3 separate regions of the Homo sapiens genome follow, and regions 1 and 2 are each linked to region 3. Evidence: chromatin loops called from intact Hi-C (ENCODE). Cell type or tissue: dorsolateral prefrontal cortex. All regions are shown on one strand. Links, peaks and the distances in the headings refer to the core of each region. The heading gives the core; the rest is flanking DNA. Region 1 overlaps MAGI1 (membrane associated guanylate kinase, WW and PDZ domain containing 1). Region 2 overlaps MAGI1 (membrane associated guanylate kinase, WW and PDZ domain containing 1). Region 3 overlaps MAGI1 (membrane associated guanylate kinase, WW and PDZ domain containing 1).

Region 1 (10,091 bases), core at 2,405-7,404, 130 kb after region 3:
CAAATTCTGATGAACCTCTGGGCCTCAGTCCCATCCCCTAACCAATCCTTGACTTAGCCCATCTTAGCCTGTACTTCTAGAATGTTAGCTCACCATCACTAAAGCATCACCCACGGTAAGCTCACAGGCTCTCTCCTCAGGACCTTATACATCCCCCAAGAAACACGTAAAGCTTCCCTTTCATACCAAGTGGGAGATGAGGAAGTTCAGGATAGATAGATCTCTCAGGCCTTCGCTCTGCCTGAGCCTGATATGCTCTTATTCTTTTTTTGTTTGTTTTATTTTTTTGTTTTGTTTTAGAGACCGGGTCTCCCTCTGTTGCCCAGGCTGGAGTGTAGTGGTACAATCTCAGCTCACTGCAACCTCCACCTCCCAGGTTCAAGAGAACCTCCCACCTCAGCCTCTCCAGTAGCTAGGACTACAGGTGCACAACACCACGCCTGGCTAATTTTTTGTAGAGACGGGGTTTCACCATGTTGCCCAGGCTAGTCTCAAACTCCTAGGCTCAAGCAATCTGCCCACCTCAGTCTCCCAAAGGGTTGGGATTTCAGGTGTGAAATCCCACCTGAAATCCCTGGCCATTCTCCTAAACTTACCGAGCTGCTGTTAACCTGTCTTGGTATGGGATGGCCCTGCAGTGTAGCCTTCCTAGAGTTCCAGAGGTAGTGAGACCAACGCCCTATTGCTTTTAACTAATATGTTTGCCACCACTCCCAGCATACACTGGAATTCTGACTCCAGGGTATAACATAACACACACACATACATATTTTGTTACTTCCCTCCCTTTCCATCTTCCTTGATCCCCACACTCCACTAGGCCCGAAGGGCTGGGCTCCATGTCACTCTACCTCTTCTGAGGCAGGGACTTCCCTTACTTATAATTCATCATCCAAACCAGGATGCATTTGAGAGTAAAAGGGGTGCTACTGATAATTAGGTCAGGATAAGGTGCATGAATTAGAGCTGTCCTAAGCAAGCTAGTAAGTGTGGTCACCCTAGTTACATTAAACTTGACATTCAAGTTCACCACTGGGCCTTGTTCTTGATATGCTAATGTAGGCTTAAGGGATTTAGAAAATCTTATTTTGGTAGACAAAACTTAAGCACTGACTCCTTCCTGCCTTCCTGCTTTAAGAATCATAATCCCTTGAGGCAAATGGATGCCTCTGGGTGTTGGGAAAGAAGGTCATTTACACAGAAATGTAAAAGAGAAAAACATATTAATGTACTCGAAAATACTACTCCTCTTATTTATGCTACTCCAAAGAATGTGACAATGAACACTTATGGAATTAAATCATTGCACACTGCCTCAGTTGGTTTCCTTAAAATGGCTGTTTCTGTTTGTATGTTTTGTTTTGTTTTTTGTTTTTTTTTTCAAGTAAGCTTACATAGACTTGATTTCTAATTCTGGAGGTCGACTAAGGAATCTGTAATTCCCTACTTTCCCAGTGTGTCTCAACTCTGGGCTCTCGACTATCCAGTTTCTTCTTCCTGGAATGTCCTCCCACATTCTCACTCTGCCCTTACAAGTCTTGCTTTCCACTATGAGTTCCCTGTTGCTGACCTCCTTCCCTCCTCCAATCCTACTACTCAGGGTCAGTTGCTCTTTCCACAGTGCTCTCACAGTAGAGCAAGTTCCATGGCTTAAGAACTGAGTCAACCAATTCGTGCAGCAGTCTTGAGAGGTAGGTGGAATATTTCTACTTTGAATATCAGGAAACTAAACTTAGTATGTCGTGATACAAGTACTCACCACAGTTGATTTGTCACTATCCACCTTACCTAGATTTGTTTAAGAATTAAATGACCTAGTGAATGGGAAAACTCTGGGAAACAGATGAGAAGCCGGACAATAAAAAAATTACTTTGGGGACCAGGCACAGTGGCTCGCACCTATAATCCCAGTACTCTGAGAGGCGGAAGCAGGGATGGACAGATCACTTAAGCCCAGGAGTCCGAGATCAGCCTTGGCAACATGGCAAAACCTTGTCTCTGCCAAAAAAAAAAAATTAGCTAGACACAGTGGCATGTACCTGTAGTCCCAGCTACTTAGGAGGCTGAGATGGGAGGATTGCTTGAGCCCAAGAGCTGGAGGCTGCAGCGAGCCATGATCACACCGCTGCGCTCCAGCCTGGGCCATAGAGCGAGACCCTGTCTCAAAAACAAAAAAATTACTTTGGACTCATCTTCTTTCTACATGGTTGTTAAACTCTGTGATAACAAAGACTAAATTTTATCTAAATCATAAAATATTAGTGTGACATGAAAGCCTCAAGAAATTATGAACAACGTTAGCAGAAGTTTCACATGAGCAAATTTAGCCCTCCATAGGCCCACATTTCTGTAAAGGAACAAAAGAAACACCATGTGAGTTTCCAGCCACTTCTGTTTCTAACGGTGAATACTTGTGGGGGTAGGGGAGGGGTGGAGGGGCTGGAGGGAACTTGAATACTACCTTTGATTTTTATAGATACAAGATGTAGATATCTGTTGTAGTAAAAAAAAAAAAAAGTCACAAATGAGAATTTGGAGCTCAAAGATCACTGAGAAGGAGCAATGATATTAGGACATCCCTCATGGACTTAGGTTGCCCGGACTGTCATCATACAGGTCAGAAAAAGATGTCAGGAAGGCGCAATGGAGAACCTGCCTTAGAGTCTGAACTAGTGGCCAGTGCTCAACAAAACCTAGATGAACTAAGAAGAGACACAGTTCAGGTCAGAGTGCAGCTAGGAGTGAAACCCCTTGTGGCACTGTGGGTACACCTCGGAGGAAGTGTGTGTGTTTATAAGCATCTTGTGTCTACAAGAGCATCTTGTGTCCATAAGCTTATTGAAGAAAAGAGCTACATCACCAAGATGCTTCAATCCTGGACTTTTCATGCAGAACATCCAGTATCTGGAAGGTGTTAAGAGTTTCCCCACCCCAAAGTAGCTCCAAAAGAAAGCTGACAATCTCTAGGGGCAGAAATAATAGCAAGAGCCATCTCTTGGCACCTCTGGCTGTAGAATCTCCTCAAGCAGCAGTTTTCAAAGTTTCAGGACTCATTTATACTCCTCAAAATTATTCCTTTCCAAGTCCTTTCCCTGCTCATGGTGTTTGTCACAAAGGGGACTGAGTTCTATAGATGTTATATGTGTAACATATCTAGCAACATCAGTCGACACAGATAATAAACTGGGATCTGTGTTTCCTCTACACATATGCTCCTCTTAAACAGTACATTCTCATTAACTTCAGAAAGTTAACAACAACAAATGGCAAAATTAGTACTTTTGACATGTAAAAATGCACATCATAATCACAGTTTTGGTGGAGAACTTATGCTAAAGTGAGAGTGATCATCTTAATTATATAGGAGGGTCTCATTAGAGCCTCAAGTATTTAATCTTTAGTGAGATTCAGCATGAGTGCAAGAGAACTTTGTGTGGAAATTAGCATGTTTGGGGATTGGAAAAAGTAAAAATCTACTAGGTGTACCTGTGAACACACACATTTCAAAAATCCCATCAATTGCAGACACATACATCATCACTTCAAAGAAAGCAACTTAATACTCTGAGCAAAGCATTGACAATGATATGCCTGAACAGACAGGTTTAATTAGCCCAAACACTGTGTGTCTTAAAAAAGGCAACACATGTCCTCGAGCTTTCTTCCACCTCAACAAGGCTTTATAAAAGCACATGTGTTTGTTTGTATATAAACTCACACTGTCCTGTGAAAATTATAATGTAGTCATGGAGAGGGATGCTAACAGAAATGGTTACCACAGCAACAAAAATCACCACCACACTAAAGATGTCTGATTCTGTTTCATCTCTCAGGTTTTTGTCAGAATGGCTTGCTCAAGTTATCCTTCAGCAGTCTAGAAGACAGCCCTTTCAGCATGGGACTACCATTATTCTCAATCACCTGAGCATAGCCATAACTTCACCTGAGTATAGTCATAACTACAAAGTCTTTGGGTAGGAAATTTTACTGGATACCTGGATCAGATAAATCTATACTGCCCATTAGAATGGATGCTATCTGAAAAGAGGGCTTTTCCCGTTTTGTTCATTGGTGAGCCACTGTTATCTAGGATAATGCCCGACACATACTAGGTGCTCAACATTTGTTAAATATATAAATGATCACTGTATTAGTCTGTTCTCATGCTGCTCTAAGGGCATACCTGAGACTGGGTAATTTACAAAGGAAAGAGGTTTAATTGGCTCACAGTTAAGCAAGACTTGGGAGGCCTCAGGAAACTTACAATTATGGCGGAAGGGGAAGCAAACATGTCCTTCTTCACATGGTGGCAGAAGAGAGAAGTGCAGAGCAAAGAGGGGAAGAGCACCTCATAAAACCATCATATCTCATGAGAACTCACTCACTATCATGAGAACCACATGGCCAAAATTGCCCCCATGATTCAATTACCTCCCACTGGGTCCCTCCCACAACACTCGGGGGTTATGGGCACTACAATTCAAGACGAAATCTGGGTGGGGATACAAAGCCTAACCATATCAATCACCATGAAAAACACAGCATAAATTAAAATCCCAGCTGAAATCTCTCTATTTCATTTTTAAATCACAACACCCAGGATTTGAGTCAAAAAAACTCAATATTTCAATATGCTTAGAAGGAAACAACTCCAAATGAGATTCCTTTGCAACACAGTTTGATTCTTTATCCCTTTCAGTTATAATTAAGTCATTCAATTGAAGTAGGACAGTACAATGGTTAAGTGCATGGACTCTGGAACAATAATGTCAGGATGTGAAACCAGGCTCTATCTCCTTATAGCCTTGAAGGGACCACTTGACTTCTGTGTACCCCAGTGTCTCCATCTGAAAAACAGGGAGAGTAATGGGACCTATCTCAAACATCAGCTATTACCATTTGAGCACACACTATAGCTACAAAGATGAATAAAACATCCTTGAGTTCTTATTATACCACCCCCCACAGGGTATCACAGATCTTGTTACATGTCTAACAAGACAGCAGGAGGACAGAGGTACAATTATCAGACAGTCTTCCATTGTCTCAACTCTGCCAAACCCTGGTGGCTGGGGCTCGACAACTTGGTCACTGAGAAACTAAGGCTGGCAAGTAGGCATGTGGACTCACCTTTTGACATTCTCTGGCATAGCATGGAAAAGAAGAAATGCAAGGGACTTGAGTGTCACCAAGCTAACAATGCTGAAAGACAGGAATTAGTACATCTCCTTCTTCACTCTGCCAGATCCTGGAATAAGTAGCAGCACATTCCATTCCAGCCTACTTAAAATGGGAGCAGCACAGTCTTAGCCGATGATCAAAGACAAAAGATCTAGAAGTTAGAATTTCAAGACTCTCCAAGCTGGTTGCTCCAACGTTAGAAAAGTCTATGCATAACAGGAAAAAGGTTGGAACTCAAATTCTGAAAAAAACTTGATTCCAGGTAAGTTAATTCGTCATAAAAATAAAGGAAAGAAAGGGAAAAGAGAAACTATTATTTAAAGGGTTAACAGTCTAGTTGCCTCTCAAGTATTTTCTGAAGCCAGTTTAGCAGGGTTAAAGTAATATATATGAACATATTCTTGGCAGAGTATAGTAAAGAAATATGAAATTATGCAAAGACTTGTTGAGATTAAATGAATTACTGCTGCATATGAATCAGTCTTTTTTAAAGAAGCTATACAGTATAAAATAGACACAGTCTTGTCATTGATTAGATTTACATTTCCATCTTATTTAAGCTATGCCACCTGGAGAATAAGATAATTCAATGCTTTTTTATATAAAACACCTTGGCTTAATATTTCACAATGAGAAACTTTGATTTTGAATTAAATTATGACAAAATGGAAGTCTAGGAGAATAGAATATTCAGCATACAGGATGCTAACCATTCAATCTGGTAAAGATATTGAGTCTCTGACAGTGAATAACTATTGCAATGTACATTTTCCTACAAATGAGAAGTAGATTCAGAAACTCTACCAAACCTTTGAAAATCACACAGCAAGGCAGGCATATATTGCCCTATTTTTGTGGTTATGTTGAGGTATCAAGTTTCTGCAGCATTCACGAAGCCCAGAAATCTCTAAATAATGCCACCCTCAGTTCATTGGTGATATCTCAAAAATGGCTAGAGAGAATTATTGTCTTTTATACATACTGATCCAAAAGAAAGCTGTAATTTCTCTAGGACACCATCCACAAGTGTGCTATAAAGCACAACTTCACCAGGGTTCCTAGAAACACTGACGCCCTCAGCTCTTGGGGGCCTGGGTAGGGTTTCAGGCACCTAGGGACCTCAGAATGGTCTCTTATCCTACGAGCATCTTGATAGGGCTTCAAATCCCCAGGCAAGTATCACCATTATCCGTTATAGCCATGGCATGCAAAAGACGAGAGGCAGAATGGAACAGATAAAGGGAGATGGATAAACAGGTTGAGTATCCCTAATCCAAAAATCTGAAATCCAATATGCTCCAAAATCCAAAAAAAAAAAAAAAAAAATCCAAAATCTAAAACACTTCTGGTCCCAAGCATTCCAGATGAGGAATATTCAACCTGTAATTCCACACAATGTTAACAGGAATTTGGAAGAAAACAAAATATATGGGATGGAGAAAATTCTGTGGCCAAATATGTGTAGGAAGTAGTGAGACAAAGTAATAGAAATTTCTTCACTGTAGGATTTACAAAAATTCTTTAACATGCTGATAGAACATGTTAAAAGAATATGATACTGTTGTAATTCAACAACTTATCTGACAGCACACTTATTTAAATGGAATTTTACCAGAGTTAGGAATTCACAGAACACAGTTTGAAAACCACTGCTTTACACATTTGTGTTACCTGATAAAAGGACTTCAATAAACATTTGAGTTACAATCGAATTATTATATATATAAAGAAACAGGGAGTTATTCCATTTATTTATTTGTTTTTGAGGTGGGGTCTTGCTATATTGCTCAGGCTGGCCTTGAACTTCTGTGTTCGAGCAATCCTCCAGCCTCAGCCTCCTGAGTAGTTGGGACTACAGGTGTGTGCCATTGCCCCTGGCTCTATGGGAGTTACTCCAAATGAAGCTTCCAATGAGGAAGATATTTTATGATAAACTGAATGTAACCTGGGAGATGTGAGTAATATATGTGAATGGCCTAAATTAATTCTGTTATTTTACTTCTAAAATATTCCAGATGCATTCACACATTGCTTGTTTCCCTTTCTTTTGTTTCAATCAATGAGTAACTATGAGTGTCTCCTATATGCTCTAGGCACTGGGACACCCAGTCTCCCTCAGAGAGACAGACAAGATGGATCAACAAGGTAGGCAAGACGGAGCTTCTATTTTCACAGAGGCAGACAGATGATAGGAAAGCAGATATATATTATTCAGAAGTGAAAATTATGTTATACTTTTAAGGATGATATATCAATCCGGGTGATGTCAGGGAGAGTGACTATAGGTGGAAATTTGGGTGGGAGTACTATTTGAGAAGAAAGTCAATTAGTACCCCCACCCAAAATAGACCAGGAAACATTTGTAAAGGGATATAGTCTGTTTCCTAATACAGGTGCAGGCAACTTCAATGTAAGCTAACATAATGTATTGTCAGAATAGCATTTTCCACACTCAGGAAGGGTCTGGAAGTCTGGAAGGCTATTCTAAGGAGGTGGCATAGGAACTGTGTCTGGGACCATGAGAAGGCATCAGTCAAGAAAGATCTAGGGAAGGAGATTCCCATATGAGGCAAATGACAGGAGCAAATGCTTTGAGATGGAAATGAGCTTGGGGAAAACTCAGAACAGGATGATTGGAGCTGGAGCACCCTGTGAGGCGCAGAAGGTGGCCTAAGATGAGCTGGAGATGCAAAGAGAGACAGACCACGTGGGATCATAGAGCCCATGGTATGGAATTTGGATCTTTGTCTGCAGGAAGCTGCTCAGCAGTTTTCAGCAGGAAAGTGCTATGACATGATTTCTGTTGTTAAAAACAGCTGCTGCTGTGTGGGAAACAGCAAGAAGAAAAGCTGAAAAGATGAAGAGAAGTAATTCACCCCTAAACATGGTAAGTTACTTCCTCAAACCCCAGGGCCTAAAATTCCAAATCCTGGAGAAATAAGTCAAACTAGATAGTCATTCAGCTAAGCAAAGAGCAGGTGTTCTGTGGCACAGCTGAACTTTTACCCTTCAAACAGTATTGTCAGAAGAGAAACAACTGTCCCAAAGAAATGATGCAAAGAAAAAACCGTATTTTTTAAAAAATTATTTTGTCTAGGACACCACTATTCTTAACACTTTTTTTAAAAAATCTTAAAGGAACTTGGGGATAAAACTTTTTTAACTGCATAAGCACTATTCCTCTAGTAGAACTTGAGTGTGTAATGAAGCCAATTGTTTTTTAAAATAGTAAGGCTTTACTGTGATTCCTAATCAATACTCATATGACATCTCCTCACAAAATGATCATTTACTGTGTTTAATAACTCTTGAGATTAAATAGGAATGACATGCAGTAAAACCTGACTAATTTTGATCTGATTAAATCAAGTTTTGCAAAAATTTGGACCTGGCATGGTCTGAATCTGTGTTCTGCATTATCCAATAAAAACAAATCTGTCCTACAAATTAGCAGTTAACAAAAAATGGAACGGGGGGGGGGGGGGGGATGATATTCACTCTGAAGAAAACAAGCCATCTACAAGTATATTCATATAGGACCAACACACTAATTATAAACTGCTTATCTATTCCTGACAGCAGGTCACTCCAAAATCTCTATTACATTATGTAAGCATACGTTGAGGTTGCCTGCACCTACATTGGTAAACAAACTATATTCATTTAAAAATATTTCCTGGCTGAAAGTTCTCAATGACTTCAGCTAACAATACAGTTAGGATCAAAGTTTGAGGTTGGCTAAAATCACATGAAATCACTATGTATGAGCATTTTGGGTATAATACTATGCACAGTAGACAATATAAAACATAAAACATATATATTTTATACAGTCATTTAAGATTTGGTTTTATCTGAATGTCTAAGTGGACTAACTTCCAGCCAAAGGTTTAGAAACAACACTGAATCTAACTCAGGGAAGAGCCACTGCCAATCCTGCTTTACTAAACATTACAACCACTACCCAGCAAGGCCAAATTCCTTGAGCAAATGTGTGTTTGCTGACCCTGGAACCCATCTTTGAAGCTCCCCATCGCTAATGAAAAGTGAACTCTACTTCCTGACCTTTTCAGCTGTTCTGGGAATCCAGCCATAACCAGAGTCTCCCAAGAGAATCTCTGAATTTGTCTACTGCAAATACAGCACTGCAATCTAAGCAGGAAACTGAACTAGATTTTAAAACAAGCCGTTAGCAACAAAAGGCAGAACATTAAAATCACCATGTAATACAATCCTGCTACCACTGACCTTTGGTTATATAAGTAGTTCAGAATGACTTGATTGAATAAGAGATGCTGTATTACTTTCTTTCTGTGACTAAACATTTTGGGGCCTCATGTTCAATTAGAAATTAAAATTTGGCCACACATACCAAGAGTCTAATTACATTTCTCAGCATCTGTCTTTCTTTCCAGGCCAAAAGAAAATATTTATGAAGAGCAGATTGAGACAAAATATACTGCTGTGGAATTGGTGAATATCTCCATTACATCATTTGCCTTTTAGGTGGTTTATCAGTTAGGAATGCTTTTGGCTGCAAATAAGAGAATCTTTGCATTAAGAGTAGCTTAAACAGTTAGTGGCTTATTTATCTCACAAAATCTGGAAGTGATCCCTGGGGTTGCTTCAGCTCTTCAACAATGCTATAAAAAAAAATGGCTTCCACCATTCTCAGCATGTGAATTTTCTTCCCCAAGCCTGTCACCTCATTTTCACAAGATGCTACTACCTTTCCAAGCAACATATCCTCATTTAAAGCAGGAAGCAGGAGACAGGGGCGAAATGACTATCTTCATGAGTATCCATCATCTTTACTAAGGAAGGGAATCTCTTCTACTTCCCCTCACGTCTCATTGGCCAGAGCTGGGTCGCATATACAACTCTAGACCAGTCACTGGTGTGGCAGAATG
Region 2 (10,091 bases), core at 3,358-8,357, 110 kb before region 3:
ATATATAGATATAATGTTAGAATTTTACTTTTCCATCTTTCTCCCTTTTAAGGCATATAACAATTTTGCGTAAGTTAACTGAACACATAATATCCTTCCATTATATCTCTGCTTTCAAAGATATAAGAGGATGCTGCTGGCCTTCTATACAGCATCAACTGACATTAAACTGATAAAACACATTCTCATATTTTGCTTCATAGCAACCAGCCATAATGATAGAGATGCTGCAAGTTACCCCCCCCAAAAAAAATCAATGAACAAAATACAGATATTTATATACATATATCATTTTGAAGAGAAAGAAACCATGCTGATTTCTCGTTTGCCTTCTTCATACATTCACCCCCAGCTCCTTTAAGGTATTCTGATGAAGTTAAAATATTCTTGTAAAGGGGCATGAAAAGAAGACCAGGGAAAGGACCATCTCTTCTGCAAGCACTGTGTGGTCCAAGTTTGAATTTTGGCGACTCTACAAAATCCCTCCTGAGAACAGCATCCTTTTCAAAACTCTATGCAAAAGCCTCCTCGTCATCCCTTCCCCAGGTCCATTGAGGGCAACATGATCTGACCTTTACCTGTAAAGCTGCTGTTCATTTCAGGAACGTCATCCTCCTCCTCATTCTCCGCGTGGACTATGCCAGCATTTTGCATATCATTGTAGGACTTGGTTCGCTTCGGGGTCGACTGCTTAGAGCCAGACTGAAGGCTGTGCAAGGCATCCGTCGTGATCACTTTCCCACTGACTGGCTGGCTAGGAGGCTTGGGTGTCCCATAATAGTTTCCTAGGTGATGGAGAGACACATTTGCATGTTTCAAAAGGAATACTTTGTGTTTTTTTTTAAGACTTCACATCCAAATCTCTAGGCACATTAAAAAAAAAATTAAACTAGAAAACCAGAACAAACTGTATTTTATTTCTGGAGTGGGTTAGAAGAGATATCTTTCCTATCCAGCTAGACACAGTAATTTCAGATGGGAAGAGGAAAGCTGTATTGTTTTAGTGCAAACAACCTACTAGGGCTAAAAACAAAGGAGGCTATGCTGAATAGTAAACCTTCCTCCTCATTACATTTGAATATCAATTGGTCATCTTTTTACATATATGCACCAGCATAATGCTGAATCCAATTTAGAGCAAGCCTCACAGAAGATTAAAAAATTCATTACTGCCGGCATCCTTACAGGCCTAAAAAGTTGAGGTCACTTTCCCTTAATAAGGGGACTCGTCAAGAGGGAACCAGGGCAATATTTAAAAAGGAGGACAGTAAACCCCACGTGGCGCCTCTTTAGCTGAATGGCAGGCTTGACTCTCAGAGTCATGCGGGGTAGGAAAAAACCCTTGCCAAGCTTTAACAGAAAACCCTGTGTCAATGGTGGCACCCAGTATGGGTCACTCTTCCAGTAGTGGCCCATCTTCACTTTCAGCCACTCTTTCCCAGTTTGATTTAGGTCCCACTATAGTGTGCTATGTGACTCTCACTTGTACATAAATAGATTTTTACATTTTAATTTTTTTATTTTAATAGATACATATATTTTTAATTTGCCATAGAGAAATCTCACTGGTAAGTTATGATACCAATATAAAGTTTGCCTTTAGAATTTAAGAAAAAAAGCAATACTTTAAAAAATTGACTTATTTTTCACTTAAAGTTTAAAAAGACAGTTTTATATAATAAGAAATTAATCAGCTGAATACATAATAGGGATGGTAGTAATAAGAGTTTCCTTTTGAAAAGTTAAAAAGTAAGCTATTTTTTTAAAGTTATTTTAAAGATAACATTAAATAAATAATACATGTTCTCATATGAACAAAATCACAAAGGGTGGTTCATCAAGATCAAAGTTTGAAAAACACAGTTGATAATCAATAATATTCAGCGGCTACATAATAAAAGACATCAACCTTAGAATGCCATCGATCCATTTACCACTTCACATCTTTTAGAGTAAGGCCAGGAAGACAGGAAATGATTCTGAGATGCTGGATCAATCCTAACTAATGTTTGTAATTCTATGCTTAGTAAAACAGAATTTGTAAATAATAATAAATCCTGTACACACTGTATCTTCCTAAGGATCCAACCCCATTGTCTAACCTCAGTACATAGTTACATAACAAACACATTTTATTACACAAGCACCAAAAAAAAAAAAAACACAAAAAACCACAAAAGGAGACGGTAATAGCCTGGTCTCCGTGAGACATACAGATAATAAAGAATTTGCTTCTCAGCAGGGTACAGTGGATCATGCCTCTAATACCAGCACATTGGGAGGCTGAGGCGGGCTAACCACATGAGCTCAGAAGTTCAAGACCAGCCTGGGCAACATGGTAAAATCCTGTCTCTAAAAAATATACAAAAATTAGCCAGGCTTGGTGGTACTCTCCTGTAGTCCCAGCTACTTGGGGGTGCTGAAGAGGGAAGGATTTCTTAAGCCTGGGAAGTCAAGGATACAGTAAGCAGAGATCGTGGTACTGCACTCCAGCCTGGGTGAAAGAACTAGATCCTATCTCAAAAAAAAAAAAATTGCTTCTATCAGGCTTTATTCTTATAAATAAGGTTTCTTTTTTTTTTTTTTTTTTGAGATGGAGTCTTGCTGCATCACCCAGGCTGGAGTGCAATGGCACGATCTCGGCTCACTGCAACCTTCACCTCCCAGGTTCAAGCGATTCTCCAGTCTCAGCCTCCCAAGTAGCTGGAACTATAGGCATGCACCACCACGCCTGGCTAACTTTTTTGTATTTTTAGTAGAGACGGGATTTCACCATGTTGGCCAGGTTGGTCTGGAACTCCTGACCTGAGGTGATCCACCTGCCTCAGCCTCCCAAAATGCTGGGATTACAGGCATGAGCCACCATGCCTGGCCAATAAGGTTTCTTTTTTAAGATAAAAAGTTTTAAAATTTTTTAAAATGTTTTTTGAATCATCAAAATTTATAGAGATACACACCCACTTTCTTTGAGAGGAGTGTAATAGTCTGTATCAGCAGGAAAACTCAACATACACATTTTTTTAAATGCAGTACATGAAAGAGCATCACGTTCAAATTTGAAGGGTGCCAGGTAGAAACCTGATACGCACATTCTGGTGGCTTATACTCAACTCAATCATTCAAGTGTTTTCATAGGAAGTAATCTATCCTTATCTTCAAAAATCTTCTTTCAGGTTTCCAACTTACAGGCGCTAGAATTGAGTCGAATCAGCTTGAAGAAAGGCATTCCACATGTGTCTTTAGGGGCTAACACTTGAGCAAAGAAGAAATTAGCACGTGTCAAACAAGAAATGCACTTAATCTTGCATTTCTACAGTGGTTGTATCAAAGGATGTCTCATGCCTTCATTGAAGGTGTAAGTAACTAGGCCAAACTGTTAACTTTCTCATTAACTGAAGACTCTTTAGTGAAGTTTAGGAAAGTATGATGGTTAACTATTTTAAAAATAATCTGCATAGTGAGAAAAAAAGGAGAGAGACAAAGCTCTAATGAATTTAATTTTCATTCCTTAATCATTATTATATCACGACATCATGTACATTTTCAAGTTAGATGTTAAATTAAGGCCAATGTCTATAAATAAGAAACTTCTACTGAAAGATGTGGAACCCCTCCCTCGTAATTTTTATATGCATAATTTCCTAACCATATCACTCAGTTTCAGTGCCATTAAACTGAAGTAGCATTCATAAAATTATTAATCATTTAAAATCAATGAAAACTTCAACATCTGCATTTATGGCAGAAATAATAAGTGCTTGGAAAATAAAAGTTCCACTTAACTTTGACAAATATGTGTGGATTTTCCATTAGGTACCTACCCTCACTTTTCAAGTTCAAAATCTTTCTTAAGTTAATAAATGATTAGCAGATTTGTTAATGCAATTACAAACAACCCAAAACAATCCACTTGTTCACAATGGTTTCCTGTTTCTGAAAATTAGTTTAACATTGAATGGAGGCAGATAAAGTAGATAATATTAGATTGAACCATATGAAATTGCTGTTGTAGAAGATATAAACTGTCAAACATAAGCAATTTCACTGGCTTTAATCTAATGAGTGGCCCATGAGCAATACTGCAGAGCCTTGGCACACCATATCATGGGGTAAAAGGCTTGGAAGAGACAGCTCAGAGTTGAAAGCCCACTACTAACTAACTGGCTGTGTGACTCTGGGCCAGTCTTTGTCCGCCTTTAACTTGGGATTCTAAGAGAACCTAGTTTACACCTAGAATAGCTGTTAGGAAGACAAAATGAGACGGTCTGCCTTTAACCTATGCTGAAGTCTGCCACTATGGTGAGGGTAGATAAATGCTACCTAAAGTTGCTATCACATGTTTTCAGTCTTTAAAATGACACCCATACTACATTGTTTTGAGGATCAAAGAGATCATGTATGCAAAGTGCTGCACATGGTAACTGAGCACTAAGCAAGCAAACCTGTCAATAACCAAATAACCAAGTCTTCTAACACTCAGTCTCTCTAGTACTTTCTCTGTGAAATGGGAATGGTAGCACCAGCTGTAGCAACCTCATAGGATTATTGTGAAAATTAACTAATGCAGAGTTTTCAAAGGTACTCTGTAAACTATAAGGTGTTAAATATGAGATAGTGTTATAATTATCCAAATCTCTCCACTATTTCTTATTTCCCGTACTGAAACCTACAACCTTTACAGAAAAGATTCTGTCTAGTGGTTTTCTAACTGCAGAGTGTTCAAACTTTCATACGCCACTGTTTCAAAATAATTTGGATTAGTGACCAACATTTAAAATTAGAAAGCTTCTAGTTAAGTCTGGATTCTCAATGCTGTTTGACAAACTGTAAAGTCTGGTTCCAGGGACTCCATCTCTTATAGAGGATGTTGAAAAGCAAGTATGTGTCTAAAGCCAATTCACATGAACATACTAAATCAAGGATTTCTGCAGAGAAATTTTTGCTCCTCCTCTTGGTTTTGCCTGACCCTTGACAGACAAAGATCTTGGACCCCATCTAGAACAGTGCCCTCAGGCTGCTGCAATGCAAGGGCATAGGCAGATACAGGGGCATGAGCAGAGGCATGAGTAGATGTAAAAAAACCTTAAACTTCAAAAAGTCTTCAATAATTCACAGATTAGCCTTTGAGTGAATTGATTTTTGGAGAGCTTGCTTTCGGCCCTGGGCTTTTGGACAAAAACTCTGGCTGTCTTATTTCAACTCTGGCTCTCTTATTCTGCTGTGAACTGCCCTTACCGTGCAGCAATGGGCAGGATGGGTCATGCTTGCTCCAGTTTGCCACAGTCACCAGTGGTCTTCTTTGCCTCTATGCACCCTCTTACCTGACCTGTCTGGCCCCTCAGGCATTTGAGTTCATGACTCTAACCTTCCAGAAAGTATTCCACCTTTGCAATGGTTTGCACTCTCATCACAATCAAGCAAAGTCTAGCCACAGCAGAAACACAAACCTTACAAAGTCTAGCCATGTAGAAACACAAACCTTACAGACAGTATGCGCGACTTAACAGTATTAAATAAAAATCATCTGAAAAATTGTAAGTGATTAAAAACTTAATTGGGGCTATCACTTGGCAGGCTGCACAGTGTCTAGGAGCCGTGAGGCTGATTATCCCACAGGCTCTGCGTTATCCAACACACGTTTCCTGCAGTGGCTGGGCTCCCTCCCAAGTGGAAACTTGTTCTCTCTGCTGCTATTTTCAGAACTGGTTCTACAACAAATCTCAACAGGGAGGGTAGCCAGGGAGGAAAGCGGAGGGCAAAGGAGGACTTAAGAGGAAGCCACTGCTGGCCTTAATTAACAAGCAAAATCTCTGGCCAGGACAAAGCCAAAGAAAATATTTTTCTGACACACATTTAAAAATTAATAGGCACTGCAAATCAATTTTTAGGGCTTTATAAAATATTTAAGGAGGATTGTAACCCTGGAATTTAAGCTAGGATGAATCAAATCTATATGGCTTTCAAATTATACAAATTTACTATTCATTCATTCATTTCCTTACAGAAAACCTTTTTAATGCCAGGCATGGGAAATACAAAGTAAAAATTGGACTGAAACACGATCTTCACAACCATTCTATATGGCATACATCAGTTTTGTCAAGCTTCAATGTGCAAACAATTAAATTACATTAAGTAATGATCAGGGTGGGCCTGAGATCCATGGATCACACTGTTTGTGTAGCAAAGCCATTTGGGACAGAGAAAATCATTCCTCTTTTGCAGATGACAAACATAAAGGCCCAAAGTGGCAGAAACGCCTGCCATGGAGTTACATGGCTGGTCCAAGGTAAATGGGGGTGGGAATTGGGGGTACTTGTCTGTCTTCTTCCTATGAGACAAGCTTTTGCAAATAAGCCTGAGAACAGGATGGTAGTGACCACCTATGGCTGGGAATCTACAGCATGCATTTTCAACGGGGCAATATCACCCCCAAGGGGGCAAAAATTGTTTTCTTTTTTGAGGGGGAGAGAGGTACAAAAACCTTACTCTCTTTATGTATAGTGCAAATATGTATAGAGTACATGAATACATGGACATCCAGCATATCTGATTTTGCCTTGGCCTCACGGTCCTGAGTGGTCTGCCCCATGCCCACTCTCCAAGCACTTGTCCTGATTGCCTTCACCTTGTTCTTTTCACTCTGACCTCACTGGTTGCCTTTCAGCCCCCAGCATGTAAACTGTGCCCCCTTCCCCCATCTCACAGCTCTTGCACCCACTCCTCCCTCTGCTCCTCACCCTGTTACTACCTGCTCATCCTCAGCAACAGTATCTCTGACCCCACAGACTAGATCAAAGCTGTCCTTATCAGTTCTTATATGTTCTCAAGGAACCACATACCTCCCCTTCCTAATGCCCTTTATTGTATATAGCAGACTGTTTAATTAATCAGTACCTGTCTTCACCTCTAGACTATAAACTCAAAGAGGCCAGGAGCCACATCTGATTTTGTGTACCACTGTGTTCTCAGGCCTGACGCAGTGCCAGGCACATACCATTACCCGGTAATTCACTGCAGAATGAGTAAATGAATAAAGGCAGATAGTGCACATGAATTCCAGCCTGGGATCCTCCTAAAAACCTGTATTGTGGATCCAGTTTTTAATAGCATGACTCACAACACTTTCTTTCCAGTCGGTCAATTACATTTGAATTACCAAGATCTGCATCACTTCACTTTGCTACTTGCTTGCTCAGCACATGATAGTTCCTTCATAAAACTGCAATACTTTCTTTTTACTCTTCCTTTTCCTACCTGCCCCACCCTACAAAAATAGGATGTTCATGCACAGAAGGACAATAAACCACTGTTCTATAATTAGCAGTTTGTTCTTGCCAGTGCCATTTGGTTTCTAATACAAGACCAAACAGGAGAACATAAGAGTTTTACGACCCTGAGTGAGGTAAGGGACCTCTCTCTCTTCAGCCTCAGTTCACACAGTATAAAGACAAAAATCATGGCAACCTAATAGGTTTTTGTCAAGATTAAATTAGATAATGTGTATAAAGCACCCAGCACTGTGCTTGACACAATGTTAGCCTATAATCAACTCTGCCAGTCTCCAATCAGGCCTGATGTTGTAGATAGATAATAGGGTTAATGTGTAAAAGAGTGTATTATCACAACACATATTCAAAGAACAACATTTTTTAAAGTTACCTTTATCGTGCACATATTAAGTGTCACTACGCATATATTCACTTACTCTAATCTTTATAAACAATCTTAGAGAAAAAAAGGCATCAATATTCCCATTTTCACATAAAGAAACTGATATTTACACAAGTCAAAGATGATGACTGGCATTTAAATACAGATTAGTCTGTCTCTGACATCTACACTTTTAACTCCAGGAATATTTGGGGATCTCTAAGCAGGGAATTAAAGAAAACTTCGCCAGCTCCCCCCATCTTCATAAGCAGAAGAACAGCCAATTATAGCACAGATTTCATTTGGTCACTTTCATTATCAACAGAGAACATTCTACGACAGAGTTTGCCAACAGAGCTCATCACAACAGACTGCTTCTAAGGCCTGCCAAAGAACAGGACTCTAGACAGTCTCGCTTTCTTTAACCAGAAACAAGAACTCTCTTCACCCCTATTTTATCTCTGTGTCCCCAAAAATTATACCATTGGCAGCTGCCTTTTTGCAGACCTTCTAGGAAGCAAAACAATAACATTATTGAATGCTGACATCCTCTTCCTAATTAACATGCAGAAATATGCAACCCATAACTCCAATTTGAAATGTCACCCTGGCACTGCACTTCTATGCTGAAGGAAAACCTTTGCAATGCTCAAAGTGTATAATCAGCCTCTTCTACCCAGAGGCATTTGTAAAACAGCCATGTCTGGATCCCCACCCTCCACTGAATAGTTCATCCCTTGTAAACTCTCTCCTAGAGAAGTCCCAAGGGCTGGCTGAGGCAGTGACCTGTCTTGCAGAGCAAAAATGTCAACAGAAAAAAAAAGAAAAGCAAGGGAAAAGGGAAATGGTTCAGCTGATTTATTTTAAGCACCATATCAAATAAATAAGCTCAGTGCCACAATTAGGAAGTTGGGCCAAGTTGGAAAGATGTGCTTATTCTTGTCTTCTTTACCTTGCTTTGATGCCAATTCTGTTCAGTGACAGAATGAGGAGCTGGTTCAAATTGTAAAGCAGAGATCAATGACAAACTCTACTAATAACTTCTATGCCTTGTGAGGGATGATAATCAGATTCTTTACATCGCCAGGAAGGGGCTCTACTCTGTTGGGAGTATAATGCTACTCTCAGCATTACAGCTGTCGGTGGATAGAAAGTTTCAGGATGGAGTCCCTGCCCGGCAAACCTACCCCAATTATAGTATTTTTTATTTTCACAAATGGTACCACTATCTATCCAGTAATAGAAGACAGAAACTAGGAGTTATCTTAGGAGGATTGTCATCATCTGTCTTTTCTACCTCGTTCTCACAATAACCAATACATTAACAAATTCAGCTTTTCACATAAATATCTCCAGATTCAGCTGACTATTTACCACCACCATCACCAACGTGGTTCAAAGCCAACTCCAACTGTGGTTGCCAGATGAAATGCAAGACAGGGTGTTCCGCGTTTTTATTTGCTAAATCCAGCAACCTAACTCCAGCTCAACCATCAGATCTCACTTCAATTACTACTTCTACAGAGGTACTTTTTCTTGATTCCACAGACATCCACTCTCCCTGTCTTATGGTCTCCTTTAAAGACCTTCGCACACTTACAATTGGATATTCGTTTATTTAAATAAAGTGTCTTGTTCACTAGACATTTAAGACCCATAAAGACAGTGACCACAACCATATCTGCTTTTGTTCAGCATTTTATCTTTAATGAATAAATGAATGAACTCACAAACTAGTAACTGAGGCTACAAAAGAAGCATTACTTTTCAGGCAAAGGGAAATAAAAGCATCCCAGTCCTGCAACATTTGGCCAGGCTATGTCCCTAACTCCCTGAAGTATCTTAAAGCAAGCTCTCTCTGGATTTCAGTTCTATCATCTGAAGAAACTAACTTTACTGCATTTCCAGCTGTAAAGTCCTACAACCGACCAATGTAAATCAAGCAAATATTGGGCCTGAAAGAGAATTCTGAAGGTTACTGGGCCTTGAGGCTTCACTGGTTCACTCTATTTGTCTGCCATCTTGCCTGTCATAGAATGTATCCACAAAAGAAGATCACCACTCCTCTGCATAACATCCTCTTTGGGAAGATTCAACACGATGATTCTTTTTTAAAGGAGCTTAACTCTTAAGACCTGCTTTGCTTTGTGAAGTCAGCTGGTGAGGACAGAGATCTTGTTGAGCAGGTCCTCAACCTTCCTTTCAGAAGCTTTTATTCTAAAACTGAAGCCACCAGCCATGTGTGGCTACTTAAATTTAAATGAGTTTATGTTGAATTAAAGTTAATTTAAAACTTGGTTTCTCAATCACAAGAACCACTGGCTGCCATAATGGACAGTACAGAATACTGAACATTCCCAGCATGGAAGGAAGTTCTTACAGGATAGCAGTGGTTCTAAGGGAAACAGGGTGTGCTTGCTTCCCCTCCCTTTCTAGAA
Region 3 (10,091 bases), core at 1,983-6,982:
ACCACCACCAATTCCCCTGTGAGGGTAAAGCTATTTTGTACATCTTTGTATCTTTAACACCCAGCATAATATCGGGCTCATAAACATATTTGGGTCATAACAACTATTTGTTTGATTAATCGGTAAAAAAATCATAAAGATTTCAACTTGGTACTCCTTTGACCTTGTATAACTGTAAAGAAATCTGAATTCACTCGGTGCTCTTAACTATCTTGGTTGTGCCAACTATTTTAATTCAACACTTGCTATTAAAACTTGTCCAAATGTCAGAATAAACTGTTCTTTCTGAGGATGATATAATTCAAAATTTCCCCTTTTAAAGGAGATGTACTTTAAAACTGCTACTTAGCTGTCCCCCCCATTCGTCTTTAATTAGCTGCTTGAACAATGCTGAATATATTACATCCTTGCAGAGAGCTAAGTCCTCAAGCAATTAGTCTGTCCTACCAAATGTGACCTACATCACTACTGTGCCCAGGATAGGCAAACCTTCACAGGACAGGATAAATTCCTACATCTTCCAGAATCTAGACAGAGCCTCTAAGGCCAAAGGAAACATGAACTTGCGGTAAAGACTATAAAAAGTCCATGTTTTTTCACCTATCAAACCAGCAAAACTTTAAGAAACAAGAGAATGAACACGCTTACACATGCTGATGAGAATGTAAATTATATAATTCTTTTAGTGGAACAATTTGGGAGTTTTTCAAATCCTAAAATGTGCATTCTCTTTAACTCAGTGATGCCACTCTCAGGAGTTTAACTTACAGAAGAATTCACAATACACACAAAGCTACGTGTGCAAGGATGTTCCTTTCATCACCGTTTCCATCATTCAAAAACTGGGGAATGTTGGGCTAAATCATGGTACAGCAAAATTTTCCATGAACTCCACCATCTACAACCACTGACTTCTTGAGAGTCCTGACTGTCAAGCTCACTATGTCCAAAATGAAACTCCTGATCTTAAACTAAGAGATGACCCACCCCCGCCTGGTGTCCCCCATCTAGCAAATGACTATTCTGTCCTTCCAGTTGTTCATGTTAAAAAGCAAAAAACCAAAACCCTTGGAGTCATTCTCAATTCCTCTCTTTTTCTCACACCCCTCAGGTCATCCATCAGGCATGAGTCTACTCTCAAAATATATATAACCACTTTGTACACCTCCACTACCATTACTCTGGTCTGGCCACTATAATCTCACACCAGGATTATAACAACTTCCTGTCATAACAACTTCCTGTCAGTGCTCTCTGCTTCCGCTCCTTCGGAAAACCTCATCCTACTACCTTCAGTGAGGCTTTGTGAATGTTCATTGGGAGCATGTTACTGCCTGGATCAAGACTCTGCAATGGCTCCTATTTCATTCTGGGTGGCGTGGTTGGTTAGGGTCTAAAATGTCTAGCATAATCTGTCATTCTTCCTTATACTCTGACCTCTCCTCCCATAGTTCTAACCCTTGTTCACTCTATTTCTGCCACTCCGGCCTCCTTGCTGTTCCTCTGAAAATGCAGGTACCACTTCTGCCACAGGGCCTTTGCAATGGATTGGCTTTTACCCAGTTATGCACATGGCTCCTTCCCTCATGCATTCAGGTTTGTGCTTATATGTTACTTTTCCAGTGAGGTCGACCCTTGACACCTTGAAAACTCTATTTAAAAACTGCAACATGCCCAATCTCCACACTCAACCCCCTTACTCTGCTCTGCTTTTTCCCTCGTATAATGTCCCACCTTCTAATATACGAAATGATTCACTCAACTATTACATGTACTGTTTTGATTTCACCTGACTAGAACATAAACCCTATAAGGGATCTTCATCTGTTTTGGTTGATCATATATACCAGGCAGGCAGAACACAGTTCCTAGCACATAAAGATTGTTAAATAAATACTTGTTGAATAAATAAATATATCTTAGTGTTTCTGTGAGGACTAAATCAGCCAGCCCTAGCACATAGCAACCTAACAAAAGTAGGTTCCAATTATTATTAGAAAGAATAAAGTAGGCATGCATCTACTGACATGGAAAGTTGCCCAGATGTAAAGACAATAAGAAAAGTCAAGTTGTAACTGAATACAAAGTGTGCAACTGAACTAGCATGCAAAGGGGAGTTAATAGAGCATTATCAATAATACTGAAAAACTAGAAACATGCTAACAGGTCACCATCAGGGCAAGGGTTAAACATATTATACCATCTTCCCACCATACTTGGGGACATTATGTGGTTGTCACCAAGAATAAGGTAGGATATTTGTGTTACATATTAAGATGTCAATTTCAGATGGGGAAAAGAAATTGACTTACTGACTGAACAGGAGGTAGAGTGTGATAGCATCTTCTTTGAAAGAAAAAAGAAAAAAGCTATGTGCATATATATATTAGTGCAGAAAAGTTAGGAGGGAAACAAAGGAACACACGCACATGCAGTTACTTTTGGAGAGTTGGACTTCAGAAAGAATGAGGGCTAGTGTGTAATTTTATGCTGCATTTTTCCATTGTGCTTGACTTTTCTGCAAGCAACGAACCCAACTTTTGTTTTGCCAACCACAGTAACTTCTGGGAAAAACTTCCCATAGTGGAAAGATCTCATTTTAACTAATCATTTTTACCTTATTCCCTATTCCCTGATCTTATTAGAAGTAAATTAAGATGGGTTCTAATACAAGCTACAGGAGGGCAGGGGGTTTTTATATTTTGTTGATGGGGCTATGATTCCCCAGTGCCTAACAAGCGCCTACCACATAGTAGGCACTCAAATATTATAAGTTATTCTCAATATAAGGTCACCTTCAGGTAAAATTAAAAGTAGTAAATTAAAAAGTCCCAAGCTAGAAAGGGATATAGCAAAAGCATCCATAAACTGGAGTGTTAAGCCTCATAAAAAGGAGTTTAAATGTTTACAGACTTTTTTGGCTTCCCTTTCAGGTCACTATCTATAATCATGTATTTTTAAAGCAACTCTCTTTGGCATGACTCCACAATTAATGAGAAAATTATAGCACTTACTGTCTTATAGCCAAGTTATTTCATACAGTCTTTGTCAAATTTGTAGATTCCCACTGATCTAATCTTTATTGTGGCAAAGAAATATACCCAGTGCAATAATTCAGATGCAAGGACTAGTAGATTGTGAAGGATGGGGGGGAAAGGAGATTCTTTAATCAGGCGAGCAGTATGAACTTTTCAGAACAATTCAACAGTGAGCAGAGTAGAAATCTAAATGATTTTTTACTTCCAATAGAATATAGGATAAACTATCTGGTTGGTGGAAAATAATATGTATCATTAAATACAAACAAACTTATGTTTCATTTTCTATTTTCAAAATGATTTTTCAAGGAGTTGTACTTTTTTGCATTGCTTTGATAATTACAATAGCACTCTAGGAAACAGCCTGAACTTCATAATGACTGCATAAGGTCAAAGTTCTTAATGTGTCCATTCATTCAAGTATTTATTGAACGTGTATTACCTGCTAAGCATTGTGCTTACGACTAGATATAGAAATACGGGAAACATATTGATATCTCATTATATGGATATAGTTATATTGGGATATTGAAAGAGAAATAATTTAAAAATCTCCACAAACAAAAGCCTCACAGAATGGAATTAAAAGAAATATGTTTTTTTCTTTTCCTGCCCTTTCAGGTCAGATAATCATTTAAAAATCTTTTCGCTCAAGAACATTCAGCCTGATGAGTCACTTTCAAGCCCAAGACCTCCCCTTTACTCTCATGCCTCAGATCTTCTCAAACATTTTGGTAAAAGTCAGGTAACATTTTCTCCATCCTGTTTTTATTCTTGAATCTGGCCACCTATCAAAACTTTAAGGATGTCAACCGCCATGGATGAAGAAATAATAATCAGCAACAGCAGCTCAAGGACTGTATTTGAAAAAACAAAACCAAACCAGATATCTAGATGGCATCAGTCATCAACTCACTAGATTCTTGAAAAGCAAGTGGATTGAGTGCCATTTTTATCAAATGGAATCACTTGTCAAACAGGTTTACCAATAACAAAATGGCAAATCCCAGATCCCACTATTTAGAAACATTGTTTAGTCATAATTTTCCTGAGTGTTGACATCCCAAATTAGTCATGTAAATTTACTGAAGGCCAACAGTAGCAGAAACTTGTCAACAAGACCGAGGAAGCAAAGGAAGGCAGCATCTTTACATTTTTAGTGTTTATAACACTTCAAAAGCCTAAAAGTCATCAACAGCTGGCCTACTATCAGACACAGAGATCAGCAGAGTTACTGAATTAATGGCTGGCATTGTTGCTTTCTTCCCACCAGACATCTCAAAAAATGCTATGACAGTTTTTCTGGTGCCAGAGGGTGTCAGTATGACTGCGAGGGATGTGCTTACATTCAAATATTTGGGGTCTGATTATCAACATAAGAAATTTTTTTTTCAAAGGAAAAAACAAACATGCTGAGAAAATGGTGATTACTAAATGAACAGAATTTTGTTATGCAAATACAGTTGCAAAGAAAAAGAAATATCTGCAGTATTCTGATGGGGGGGTGTCTTTTGATTTAGCTTTTTCTAGTACTATCAACTCTATATTTACTTTCAGCTTTAGAAACCCTTTTACCTTCAGTGCTCAGTGTCTCCCAAATTCTATTCCATGCAAGCCTAATAAGCCAACATCAGAATAATGCATGGGTCTGTGTATTTATTTATTGAAATCATTAAACAGGCAGTTTCAGTCGGTATCACATCACCTGCTTTATATTACGCAGCACAGGGTCAAAGAGAAATTACAATTAAATTTTTCAATAACTGGTGTCAATTAAGCACGGTGTTTAGCTCCTTTGTAAATATGGAGATCTTATTCTCTCTGTCTTCTTTTTCCACTCCTCTACCCCCATCCATATGCCAAGAATGAATAGAAAACAAGGGGAAAGGAGAGGCTGCCTCATCAGAAGCCTTTGCTAGATGTGTCTTAGTAAAATCAGCTATAGTCATTACTTCTATGGCACCATTAATTCATGGGCATAGTTTCTGTTCTTATACACAAGAATGTCAAAGATCCATACAACTGTTTATCACAAAAACAGTCTTGGGTATCAAACGTATAGGTTCAAAGAGCTCCTTTCTGTTAATAAAGCCCATGTGAAACTGTTTTGCCACAAGCTTTTAGAGAATCTAGACTCAGGGTTGGTAGTTCCAGTGGACACACCAGGGGCCACCTCACAAATTGCCTCTTCTGGCCACAGTTAAACTGAAGAGGCAGTGAGGCTCTAGTCTCCCCTGGGGGTGGTTTCATATCAAACACACATGCCCATGCTTTTGCTCAGCAAGGATCGGGAGAGGAGCCTCAAGTCTAATCATAGGAACAGACCGATTTAAGAGCCATAATTGAGTAAAAAGAATAACGGACCGATTCCACGTCTCTCTAGCACAAACACAACAAATCCAAACACCAAACCTCAAGCATCTTTTTAAACACAGAAATACAACTTGAAATATACAGCCTAAGAAAGAAACTACATGGGGAAGCAAATGGGTAAGCTTCCGTTTTTAACTCTCTGGGGTGGGTAGGGTGGGTAGGGTGGGGGTGGGGAGTTAGGAGTATCCTCATCAAGAATCCTTTCCCTCTGCCCCATCCCCTTTCCCAAAGCCAAAAGAGGAAAGGCATTGAGAGACAGGGGCAGACTGCTTCTGTTTGCTCAGTTGAGAAATGGAGGAATCGAGTCTCTGTTGATACCATTAAACTGCTAAAGCTTTCAACAGCACTAAAATTCATTGGCAAGTGATGAGCTGCGCCTTGTCGACGAGTTTCAGTGCAAGTTAAATCACGAAAAGAATCCAACTTCATATCTAATTAATACAGGCTTCCAAGTGATCAAAAAACAACAGTTTTTCAGAAAGTATGAGCCTTATAGATGATAAAAGACAAGCTTTTCTCAACTAAGAAATGCATTTATTTTCCCAGAACCCCAAAGACAGTATGTCATTCCGTGGGTTACCATGTGCATATGGAATTTTTATGTTTTCAATATAAAAGTCACAATGCCCTCATGCAAAAGCTTCCCGTTTTACTGAAACCCCCAACAAATGTGTCCGAATCTTTTGAAAGCACTGAATACTCATTCAAGAGGAGTAGTAAAACAAACAACACTATAAACCAGCAAGGGTTATTTGGCTAGCACACACTCATAAGTAGTCTCCTAATTGATTCTCAGTTGACAGGGTGTTGAGCATGGTAAACTCTGGGAAAGAGAAAAGGGCCCAACATACCTAATCCTTAAAAATAAGCCATACATACCCTCAAATAATTTAGTTCAGGCACAAATCCACTCCCTTTGTGTGTGAGACAAAGTCTATATACCAACACTGTGGACAAGACAGCTTCCTTGTACACTCCATTGCCCCCTGGTACCCAGGTCAGTTAGACTTAGGACTTAGGAAGAGGAAGGGAGGCATAGCCTTCCTGAATCTTCAAAAATCCCCCAGCCTTCCGGGTTTGGCCCATTCACTTACAGAACCAGACAGGGAGAAAAGCCTTTTAGCTCCCAAGCACTCAGCAAGCCAGACTCTGGATTCTGTTTTCTGATGCCCACAGACATACATCTCTTACCTAGATAACACAGTGCTCTAACATACAAATGTTAATTTCCAGGAAGCAAACTTAAAAAGCCTTCCGCATGTACATTCTTCCTTTTAGAAATAGGAAAACGGACAGAGGAGAATCGCAGCCCTTCCGTTTCTAATTTTCCCCGAGAGCTTACAAAGCCCTCCAAAGTGCAAAGGCATTTGCCCACCGCGCTGCCCGGGGAAGCAGCTCTCCCTCTCCCCTGCCTTCCCCAGCCTGGGCGCCGGAACAATGCAGCAACATACATTTACCAACACCTGCTGGAGCCTATTAATATGCACGGGGACGTACTGATTTTTCCCCCCTCCCTTCCCCTGCCCTCCACACTGAGCAGGCTTTCATCTCCTCCTTTACCATCCATCAGGAACTCATTTCGCCGGCCCCCTCCCCCTCCCACCCCCAGTCCCCATTCAGCCGAGCCCCTCGCTCCAAAAGCCCGGGCTGACGAGCACACTTTGGAATGCACTTCATTAAAATTTAGCTGCCCGATTCCAACCTGCAATGCGGAGGAGGCAATACAAAGCGCGCGCCACACTTCCTCCAGCATCCCCTTCAAAAGCCCCATTGTTCGCCAGGCATCTGCTCCAGAGCCCGGCCTCTCCCTATCCACTGACCTCTGATTTTTTTTTCTCCCCCCTCCCCCTTCCTCCCAGCCTGGCCAAACGGGCCTGCCTGGTGAATTAAAACGCAGCCGCAGCCATCTGGCCCTCCCAAGCTGGCCGGGTTTCTCCCCGCCCCTCCTCCCTGGTCCACACACCACACACGGCATCTTCACCTCCATGGATATTCCCACAACCCAAGCTCAAACCTCCGGTGGCAGGGAGCCTCTGCCGCCGCCTGCCTGTCCCCAGGCTTCCTCCGGCAGCGGAGCGTTCGAATCCAGAGGTGGGCAGGGGGCGGTGGAGGGGTGGCGAGAGGAGATCATGGACCACTTGTACTTGCCTGCAAACCCCAGCCCAATCGCCAAGATTAATCCTTCCCTTTGTGAGCCTGAAACCGCCTCCCACCACGCTGGTCCTTGGCTCTGCAGCGGCTGTAAAGAGAGGCGGGGGTGGGGGGGGGGTGGGACCGAACCCCTTCCTGGGAGAGCTGGGGGCGCCTCGGCCACCTGACCACAGAGCGGTTTTTCGAGGGAAGAGGTGCTGGCAGCAGGAGCAGCTGATGGTGCGAGAAGGGAGAGAAGATGCCCAGGCTTGCGCCTTTTATATTACTGGCGACATTTCTAACACATGACAACAATTTCCATCTGTATTTAAGCCGGGAGTGTGAAAAAAGAGCATTACATCACAGAGCCCGGGCTCCTAGAGGCTGCCGGATATCTAGGCCGGGGGGATTAGGGGGCTGCACCTGCGGAGGGGGCGGGGACTGAGCGAGCCTCTCCCTGCTGGGGCGTGTCAGGTCCCCATCACCCGCATGGCCCTGTGGGAGCCCCTGGACATGGAAAGGCGGGAAATAGGGTTGCCCCATTTGCGACATGCTGGAGGCTGAGTGCATGAGTGGGTGGGTGAGGGCGAGGGAAGGGGCGTGACTCCCTTTCTTGGTTAGGGATACAACCCTGACTTCCCAAGAGCAAGGGACAGAAGTCCCTTCTGATGAAACTGACTTCTGCCTTTCTGCCTCTTCCCCAACTTTGGAAGGAATTCCAATAGATAATAACTCTTATGTTTGAAATAATTGTCTTCCTTTGGAGTTAAAATAAAGACGATGGAGTGGCTTAGAAAATGAATTTGAAGGATCCACTTTCAAGGAATTGACACTTCAAGAATCAAAGGTACAATCTGACTCAGAATCAAGCTGCTTCTCTACTGCTCACCTCTATGTCATTAAAACTCACTGTTTTTAAGGAGTGATAGGATAGTGGATAGGGGGAGGCTGGCCTCTGGTGCAGATGGTTGGCAAAGCTGCCTCTTTAAAAGATTCTCTAAGAGCCGGCGGTATCACCTCCACCCTGTTTCTTTTGAGGGATCCTTCCTCTTCATCCACCTTAGTGAGAAAACTTTATTGAGAGACCTCTAGCTTTGGAAAGGTAAGTTTTCTCTATTTTCAAATGGTCAGTCATTGCTGAAGCTACACCTTGTAGCAAGAGAGTGAATGCCTCCAGACTGTCAAAGAAAGGACGCTATCCACTGCCTTCCTTCTCATAATCCAGGTGCTACAGAGTCACGTGCAAGCATCCTCCAAGAATTCATTACTACAACTTGGACAGGAGGAGATAAAGGGGCTGCAAGATGTTCTGAGAGGAAGAATGCCAAGAAAATAGGGCAAGAGGGGAAAGGAAGCAAGGGCATACCTCTTTCTGGGGTATGTTGGGGGAGGCAATGCAGAAGCTAGATTACAAATGGGTGGATCATAGGATGGCAAAGCAGGCTTTACGGGTGCGGGAGAAAGGTGAGAGGGCAGTGGGCCATTTAGATAACAAGGCAGCACAGATCTTTCCTTCGAATGCAGTATCGGCTGGATTTCATAGCAGATGAGAAAATAAATGTTGTTCCTTCATATTTGCTACTCAGTAAACCTAGGCATGTCCATCTGAAAAATCCAGGGTGTGGAAGGACAGCATGTCTAAGGCCCCTTTTCCTTCTAGTCACTCACTGTGGTCAAAAGACTCAATACTGGAGTCAGACTCACTAGGTTCCAACTCCATCTTTCCATTTTCCAGCTGTGTGACTGTAGATAATTACTTGCCTGTTTCCCCTGGTGTACAAAATGGAACAAAAACTCTCTACTTGTTATACAGATCACACATACAAAGTGCTTGGTACAGTTCACCATACATAACAGGTGCTCACTAAATGTCACCTATCACTACTGCTACTATTATGATTGTTTCTATATAAAACATCTCAACCAAATGAAAGTGTTCATCTTCTACTACTGAGGGGACCTGCAAAATGGAACAGCTCCCAGGGCTTCAATTAGTGAAATGCAAACACCAGAACCCTAGACATCCTGGACCTGCCAGAAAAAAGCGAGTAAGATGTCTCGGAAGAAACACAGATTCGCTGGCTTCATTCTTGATTCACATCTACTTGCAGGAAGGTGAAAGGCCTTAAGAGTTACATGCAAAGTATTTGCTTACCTATTTTGTTTGAGAGAAACAATAAACTTAAGGGAATACTTTATCAACCATGTACATAATACATACGAGCATTTACATCACTTTTCCTCTCAATCATTATTTTTAAAAATGGAAAAAGAAAAGCAGATACTACATAAAACTTTCAAAAGCCTTTTGCCACAAGCTAATGCTGAAAAATGGAATTTGTATTTTATTAGTTTTCCACAAGAAAATGATTGTACAGTACAAATTAAATTGCTCTTTTGCAAGGAATCTGCATAGAGACTTCCCTGAAGGGAACAAAAATACAAAAGGCATTCTTTTTATGAGAGAAAGAAGGGAACTTTTATTCAATAAGTATTCAAGGATGTAGCTTTCCAGTCTTCAATAGGGAAAGAAAAATAGCCGTCATTTTG

Evidence for each region. Peaks named below come from ENCODE experiments on the same cell type or tissue, not always from the same donor. Only the 100,000 strongest peaks of a DNase experiment are listed, where the experiment ranks them.
Region 1: it touches region 3 in a loop (2.1-fold over the local background); 6 of 110 quality-filtered maps call a loop at or near these places.
Region 2: a loop joins it to region 3, with 2.3 times the contacts of the local background. A loop is called at or near these places in 5 of 110 quality-filtered maps.

Annotation. Positions count from the first base shown.
Region 1 is chr3:65,720,469-65,730,559 of GRCh38, forward strand. All of the region lies in intron 1 of MAGI1 (membrane associated guanylate kinase, WW and PDZ domain containing 1), which reads right to left. LOC107986018 (a long non-coding RNA gene) reads right to left here. Exons shown (of 2, transcript XR_001740441.2): 2 at 1-10,091. Among named protein-coding and RNA genes, the nearest start is that of MAGI1-AS1, 170 kb to the right of the region's middle. In dorsolateral prefrontal cortex, for the core only: no CTCF peak of the experiment used is centred there; no DNase peak of the experiment used is centred there.
Region 2 is chr3:65,478,014-65,488,104 of GRCh38, forward strand. MAGI1 (membrane associated guanylate kinase, WW and PDZ domain containing 1) reads right to left here. Exons shown (of 23, transcript NM_001033057.2): 4 at 579-785. Among named protein-coding and RNA genes, the nearest start is that of LINC02040, 310 kb to the left of the region's middle. In dorsolateral prefrontal cortex, for the core only: no CTCF peak of the experiment used is centred there; a DNase peak (open chromatin) is centred at 5,658; H3K4me3 peaks cover 990 bases; H3K27ac peaks cover 1,047 bases.
Region 3 is chr3:65,590,256-65,600,346 of GRCh38, forward strand. All of the region lies in intron 2 of MAGI1 (membrane associated guanylate kinase, WW and PDZ domain containing 1), which reads right to left. Among named protein-coding and RNA genes, the nearest start is that of MAGI1-AS1, 300 kb to the right of the region's middle. RefSeq lists an enhancer at 7,699-8,250. In dorsolateral prefrontal cortex, for the core only: a CTCF peak has its summit at 4,323; a DNase peak (open chromatin) is centred at 6,851; H3K4me3 peaks cover 3,178 bases; H3K27ac peaks cover 2,471 bases.